Linked DNA regions of Homo sapiens: region 1 is linked to region 2. A link is an interaction called in ENCODE POLR2A ChIA-PET data of the cell type or tissue named here. Cell type or tissue: CD4-positive, alpha-beta T cell. All regions are shown on one strand.

Region 1 (4,000 bases), 110 kb after region 2:
GTACATGCATTTTCTTGTGTACGTTTTTATCTAACCAATAGAAAAGAACCTAATTTTGAAGCGGATTATATAATTTACAAATAAACTGTATATTAGATTTCCCTAAGGGGTACTTTTGAAAACAAACTCTGCTCCACTACAGATCCAGACACATAGCCCTGAAGAGGTATTAAAAAAAATTCAGTCTTAGCATAAGTTGTGATGAGCTGTAAATATTGAACAAAAGTAAAATTTCCAAATATACCAAATGTAGGAAAAGCATCACTAAATTCACAGAAGGAAAATATGTAAGGAGTTAGGAAAAGAATTAATATGCTCTTTTGAATGTCTTTGAATCAGGGATTGAAGTGGATTATGAATAATCCAGAATATTTACCTAGTAAAGGCAAAAAAAAGTTTTAGACCCACAGATTTCCTTGTATTTGGGATCAAATAATGCCCTACTGATTATACAATGATACCCAGTGCATCTCGTTGCTCAAAGGATCAACACAAGGTTCAAAGAAGTCATATCAAGTGTATGTTTTTAGAAATTGTGAAATCTAATAAAGCCTGAATTCATTACATAACAGCCTGAATTAGTTACATAATAAAAGTGAGAACAAATTTATAAAACAATTTATGTTTGTTTATATTCTGGATGTAATTCACACTTATATATTCACAACCAATACAGTGATAGGATCTTAAGGTTGTAGATGCATACTGTGAAGCCAGTCTCCCCTGACCCCTGCACATGATTCCTAAATCAGGTTACAATAAAATTGATTTGTAAACTATTTCCATAGTCCACTAATGGCAAATCTGGCATCGTTTGCTTTTTAGTGCTGTCTTTAAAGATACATAGGAGCAAGACACCTCTATGAAATGAGGTGCTACAAGAAGGAAATTTGGAGCTTGAAGAAAAGAAAGGTCTCCAGAAACTATAGCACGGACAAGACTGAAATTGTTTTAAAAATAGCTAATTCTTAAAAACTGAATCTAAACTCTGCTTGTGAAATGCTCCTTGGAGCAGTATAACAAGTAAAAGTCCAGTAAGACCACAAAGGTTCCAGCGAACACCACCAGGAAACTCCAGTGATAACCCCAAGCTTGTTGAACCTTGGCAGCTCCTGTGAAGGAGATCCCAGTCTACAGGAAGCTCTGCACATAGAATGAGACGGGCTTCACTGCATCTCTTACTCTTCTTGGGGTCCACTGTGGCTTCTAAACTAAAGGTGCACCTGAAGTAAGTTCTATGTGTATTTTGATAGGGATTAATTTAAAATAAACTCCAGAAGCATTAAAACAACCAGCACAGAAAGTTTGTCAATATCCCCGTTAATATCTGATTTTAAAGATTCAATTTCTTTTCTATGTTTACAGGCCAATTTTTAAATCTCTTTTTTTTTTTTTTTTTTTTTTTTTGAAAAGCAGGTTTCCTACCTTTGGCATGCAGCGTGTTTCTGATTGCCTTTTAGTGGGCATGTGCTTAGACCTCAAAACTCACTCTATGTGCAGAGCTTCCTGTAGATTGGGATCTCCTTCACAGAAATGCTGTGTCTCTCTGCGGATGCAGCACACAGGAAGAAGTCACCCACTCGCTACATACATCGCTAATTAGGACTTCAATAAAATACTGTGTTCACCTTGAGGTCCTAAATAAGATGTAGCTTCAAAGAATGTATAGTCAGCCATTTAAGAAAAAGAATCCCAGCGAATAAAACCTAACTTTGTAGCTATTATCTACTGTGGAAGCCTGAAGAAAAATTAAGGATATAAATTATTTTTTATGTTATTCTCTGTTCACTGAGATAAATATGAGAGGATAATTAAGTCAGTGAAATTTAAATAGTAACGGGAGGAAGAACAAGTAAGACTTGGAAAGAATATATTTGGCTTAATAGTCATGAAACTCAGGGCTTTCAGTCAAAAAGCCATATTTTTGGAGACTATTTAAGAAATAGCTGCGCCAGGCGCGGTGGCTCACGCCTGTAATCCCAGCACTTTGGGGGGCTGAGACGGGCGGATCACAAGGTCAGGAGATCGAGACCATCCTGGCTAACACAGTGAAACCCGTCTTTACTAAAAATACAAAAAAAAAAAAAAATTAGCCGGGCGTGGTGGCGGGCACTTGTAGTCCCAGCTACTCGAGAGGCTGAGGCAGGAGAATGGCGTGAAGCCGGGAGGCGGAGCTTGCAGTGAGCCGAGATCGCGCCGCTGCACTCCAGCCTGGGTGACAGAGCGAGACTCCATCTCAAAAAATTAAAATAAAAAAGAAATAGCGGCTCAGCTGACTTTATGGATGTTTTTCATACACTTATGATCTAAGGAAGAGGATGGACGAGATGACCGGAAGTTATTTCCAACCCTGTATGACAAGTAAGGTTTAGGTAGAGGTAAAATTTATAAGAAAACATTGTGGAAAATATAAACATATGCAAATGTCCAGCTGGCCCTGGTAACACTCATTAGTATGTTAAATATAAAACAAAATCATGCCTTACTATTGCTGATTTATTTTAATGGGACCACTCATGGATGATACATTACCGTAGAAGGTTACAATGGCTTGCTTTGCATGCAAAATTTAATACACTGTACATTGCCTAGGGAAAATCCAACCACAGTCAATCCCAACTGATTTTGATGTTGACATTATCATGTGAGTGGGTACACTGCACCTGCATATTTGAAATGAAGAGGGTTTGCCAAAAGAATCAGTGGATAACTGAACATGCTTTGAACTTTGAGATTGAAAAAGTTTTGAATTGTAGTGTTGCTTCTTTTTTTGAAGACTCACATATTCAAGCCAAATGTTAACATCATTATTCATTCAACAAGTATTTATTGATATATACTGTGTAGCAAACACATTTGTAGTGCTGGAGATTCAATGGTGAACAAACCAGGAAAAAAAAAATCCTTATTTTAGACTTACAGTTTAATTGGGAACTTGAATAACTGTGTGAGAAAATACATCCAATAAATAAGTAAACTAATAACATTTAATAACATTTTAGAATGAAGGAAATGAACAAGGAGATTTGATAGAGAGCAGTTGGGTGGGATTGAGGTAGGTGGAGTCAGAGGTTACCAGATACTATGGTTATGTCTGTCCTAGACCAGAAATCAGAAGGGCTAGATATTCACCCAACTTCTGCCACCAATCCAGCTGACTGGCCTTCGAAAAGGGACATCTGTAGACCGAGCTGGTCATTTAGACTACATAATTCCAGGAGCTTTTTACAGCCCATGGTAGGCAGAATGGACCCTCTAAAGCAGCAGTCCCCAACCTTTTTGGCACCAAGCACTGGTTTCATGGAAGACAGTTTTTCCACAGACCAGGAGAGCAGGATGGTTTCAAGATGATTCAAGCACATCCCATTTATTGTGCACTTTATTTCTATTATTATTACACTGTAACACATAATGAAATAATTATACAACTTGTCACAACATAGAATCAGTAGTAGCCCTGAGCTTATTTTCTTTTCTTTCTATTTTCTTTATTATACTATAAGTTCTAGGGTATATATGCACAACATGCAAGTTCGTTACATATGTATACGTGTGCCATGTTGGTGTGCTGCACCCATTAACTCATCATTTACATTAGATATATCTCTTAATGCTATCCCTCCCACCTCCCCCCACCCCAAAACAGGCCCCAGTGTGTGATGTTCTCCTTCCTGTGTCCAAGTGTTTTCATTGTTCAATTCCCACCTATGAGTGAGAACATGCAGTGTTTGGTTTTCTGTCCTTGCGATTGTTTGCTGAGAATGATGGTTTCCAGCTTCATCCATGTCCCTACAAAGGACATGAACTCATCATTTTTTATGGCTGCATAGTATTCCATGGTGTATATGTGACACGTTTTCTTAATCCAGTCTATCATTGATGGACATTTGGGTTGGTTCCAAGTCTTTGCTATTGTGAATAGTGCCGCAATAAACATACGTGTGCATGTGTCTTTATAGCAGCATGATTTATAATCCTTTGGGTATATACCCAGTAATGG
Region 2 (4,000 bases):
TGGGGCAGGGTACAATGAAGTGGTAAAGAGAGGCTTTTCACTACCCTTCAAGGAGCCCACTCTAGTTGTTACAGGAAAGGGGTCCTAATCCAGACCCTAAGAGAGGGTTCTTGGATACCATGCAAAAAAGAATTCAGGGTGAGTCCATAATTGAAAGCAAGTTTATTAGGAGAGTAAAAGAATACAAGAATGCCTACTCCATAGACAGAGCAGCCTTGAGGGCTGCTGGTTGCCCATCTTTATGGTTATTTCTCGATGACATGCTAAACAAGGGGTGGATTATTCATGCCTCCCCTTTTTAGACTATGTAGGGTAACTTCCTGACGTTGCCATAGCATTTGTAAACTGTCATGGCACTGGTGCGAGCGTAGCAGTGAGGACGACCAGAGGTCACTCCCGTGGCCATCTTGGTTTTGGTGGGTTTTGGCTGGCTTCTTTATTGCAACCTGTTTTATCAGGAAGGTCTTTATGACCTGTATCCTGTGCCGACCTCCTATGACATCCTGTGACTTAGAATGCCTTAACCGTCTGGGAATACAGCCCAGTAGGTTTCAGCCTCATTTTACCCAGCCCCATTCAAGATGGAGTTGCTCTGGTTCCCATGCCTCTGACATAGTTAGAACTCTGTGAGCTCCAGAAACCATGCCAAAGCAAAGCCCATGACTACCCTGTGTCCATCCCAAGATTTTCCTGCTGTCGGGGGCACAGCAGGGAGTCTCTCCCTGAGGCGGCCAGGAGTTCCTCAGTCAGAGGGAAAATACAACAGGAGAAGAATGGCTGTGCAGACGGCCTGCATAGATGATCTGGTACTAATATATCATTCAGAAAACACTTGCAATGTCCTTTATGATCCTCTCAGGATATTTTTATTACAATTACGGGCAACAGCCCATGAAAGATACGCCACGGTTCTCAATTTACCCAAGCAACTACCATACTCTTTTCTTTACTTCTGCTCTTACATTTAAAAAAAAAAGTTTCAGGGCTTACATATTACCTTTGCTAATTTTGAAAGAGAAGGAAAACCTGCAGAATCAAAAGCTCAAATAGCTCACTTTAAAAGCACTTGAGAACAAGAGAAAGTTTTATGTGATTACATTAATAGCAGTGACAAATGCATGTAAAACACTTAACTGTGGTCTGTGATGCAAAGAAAACCCATTTAGGTGTCATTCATCTTTTTCACATTAGTACAATGAGTACTCTCTGCTTTCTCTTCTCAGACAACACTTGAATTAGAATGCTGCATTTTCCAGAAGCAAGCCTTCTAACTTTTCTTTCTAGCACACCCTTCTATAGAAATGATTTAACCTCTAAAGCCCAAAAATATAAAACAAGATCTTTTTTTTTTTCATCTAATTCCATCTTCCTAAAATTTTTTTTTGGAAACACTTTGTCTTTGAAGGGACATAATTTCTATTTACTGATTGGCTAGCTCTCATATTTTTCTCCTAAAGAAAATAAAGTATGCAAAAGACCAGGCATGGTGACTTACACTTGTAATCCCAGCACTTTGGGAGGCTGAGGTGGGAGGATCGCTTAAGCCCAGGAGTTTGAGACCAGCCTGGGCAACATAGTGAGACCCCATCTCTACAAAAAAGTTGGGAGATGTGTGATGTGTGATGGCATGTGCCTGTAGTCCCAGCTACTTGGAAGGCTAAGATGGGAAGATCATTTGAGTCCAGGAGCTCAAGGCTGCAGAGATCCGTGATTGCAGCCACACATTCCACCACATTCCAGCCTGGGCAATAGAGTGAGACCTTTTCTTAAAAAGAAAAGAAAAGAAAAGAAAAAAAAGCAAAAAGCACAATAAACTATACCTGCTGGTAAGGTATTTCCTAACTCAGAATCATGAAGAATAGAAAAGAAACAGGGAGATGATAAAGAAGAAAACAGTGATGAGGTGTGGAGAAAAAGTGGAAGGGAGGGGGAAAGAGACGGGGAGGAGACAAGTGAGGAGGAAATGGAGGCATTAGAAGTGGCTGCTCTGAACATGCATCAACCTAGCTTCCCACAGCCGTGGATGCTGCACAGCATGAAAACTTCAAGAAACTTTCACAACTGTTCCCCTCCTCTCCTCCTAACTGCCATCTTCTCCCCACTCCCCAGTCAAGTTTTACACGTGAGAGAAACTGTATGATGTGGTGGAAAAAAAAGTTTTATGGAGAGTCAGATGACCCGCCTCTAACTAACCGTGACCTTGCCAGGTCATTCGGCTCCTCCAATCTTCTATTTCCACACTAGAAATAGCAGGGAGTTGGGCCTGAAGATCCCATAGTCCCTTTCATCTCTGACTTACCTGAAAACTCAGACCTGGAGAAGTTACTTGTGCAAAGCCACATAGCTAGTTAGGGGCAGGGCTAGGCTGGATCTAGGGTCTCCTGGGGAATCATAAGGTTTTTATAGCTTCCTTTAGGTGGAGTGGATTGTGCAGAAATTTATTCCGTGGACTAATACAGGCACCCGTCTTATTGAACCACCCTGTGTTCCCCCAAACCTCTTTACAATTTTGGTTTTTGTTTTTACATTTTTCCTGGAAGGTCAAGTCAGCCTGTACAAGAAACCCAGCAGTAGAGGCTGTCTCCTGTTCACTGTGAAAGTGAAAGCTTGGAGAAGAGCAGCCTGTTTACTAATGAGAGCAGTGAGGTCGTACCTCACTAGAGAGGAAAGAGGATGTCAGGCAGGTAAGGGCTTCAGAGGGTCTGGGTGAAGAATCAGTGCCAGTCTCCTCACTCCAACCTCATCCCTTCTCCCGCAGATGCACACAGGGACTGGGTGGACAGGAGGTCCAGTGTTGTCAGTCCCTCCTGTCTGCCCTTCAAATAAACATTTCAAGGCTCCCAAAGGGATTTCTTGCAAACTTGAGTTTCTGATGTGGAAGGAAATGTTTCCAGATATTTTTTAAAAATCACAACAAGCTCCAGCATCATACAAAGGAAAAGAAAATACTTAGGTTTAAAGCTTTGAAGGAATATTAAATAAGAGACAGAATTTTGGTTATGCCAGATATGAATGCCAGCACTATAGGAAAGAACCTCATAAAACATATCAAGCCCAGGAAAAAATAAAACAAGCAAAAATAGACTATCATTTGAACTATAGCAGGCCCATAAATTCAGCTCCAAAATTACAGCCAACACACATACCATATTGTACAACTGAGCCCGCAAAAGGGGAAATTAACAATAAACCAAAAAGTTTTTTAAAATAACATGTTGAAGTAAAGAAAAAATGCAAAGCTACAAAAGTCATAATAAGTAACTTTCTGGGAAAAAAAAAACGCCAATGAAGTATCTTATTTTCCTTTTTAAAGATTCTGGATTTCAGAGAGCATCTGAGATAGTGGATGAGTCAATATGGGTGGGTAGGTTCAGCGTGTTTGACAAATAAGTTTTGCTCCTCACCAGGACATTTGGATGATACATAAATAGAAACCTTCTTTTCATCTTGAGAAGCATAAGGAAGTGCTTTCTCAGAGTGAATATTTTCCTCAAATCACTTGGAAAAGAGAAAGAACATTTATTTCCATGTTTCTCGTATCTAGCAAACTCTATTGACCTGAGGTTGAACTTGAAAACATTGTTCTAGTACAGCCTCTCTGTCAATTCCCAACTTGTCTTTCTTTACCATCTCTCCATGCTCTTAGAAACACCATCTCCTGCAGTACCTCTCACTTTATTTATTTATTTGAGGCAGAGTTTCACAATTGTTGCCCAGGCTGGAGTGCAATGGTGCGATCTCAGCTCACTGCAACCTCCGCCTCCCGGGTTCAAATGATTCTCTTGCCTCAGCCTCCCAAGTAGCTGAGATTACAGGCATGCGCCACCACCCCTGCCTAATTTTATATTTTTAGTAGAGATGTAGTTTCACCATGTTGGTCAGGCTGGTCTCGAACTCCTGACCTCAGGTGATCCACCCGCCTTAGCCTCCCAAAGTGCTGGGATTACAGGTGTGAGCCACCGTGCCCGGGCCCTCCCATAAAGAATGCTTTTTTGTTTGC

Evidence for each region. ChIA-PET counts read pairs that join two places held together with the same protein. Peaks named below come from ENCODE experiments on the same cell type or tissue, not always from the same donor. Only the 100,000 strongest peaks of a DNase experiment are listed, where the experiment ranks them.
Region 1: POLR2A ChIA-PET joins it to region 2 with 8 read pairs; 2 of 35 experiments call an interaction of 5 or more read pairs at or near these places.

Annotation. Positions count from the first base shown.
Region 1 is chr13:73,624,620-73,628,619 of GRCh38, forward strand. The region is part of intron 2 of LINC00393 (long intergenic non-protein coding RNA 393); the gene reads right to left. The region is part of intron 6 of LOC105370256 (a long non-coding RNA gene); the gene reads left to right. Among named protein-coding and RNA genes, the nearest start is that of LINC00393, 35 kb to the right of the region's middle. In CD4-positive, alpha-beta T cell, no CTCF peak of the experiment used is centred here; a DNase peak (open chromatin) is centred at 1,522; H3K27ac peaks cover 616 bases.
Region 2 is chr13:73,518,777-73,522,776 of GRCh38, forward strand. No RefSeq gene overlaps it. Among named protein-coding and RNA genes, the nearest start is that of LINC00392, 43 kb to the right of the region's middle. RefSeq lists an enhancer at 3,702-4,000. In CD4-positive, alpha-beta T cell, no CTCF peak of the experiment used is centred here; DNase peaks (open chromatin) are centred at 1,995 and 2,645; H3K4me3 peaks cover 1,020 bases; H3K27ac peaks cover 1,455 bases.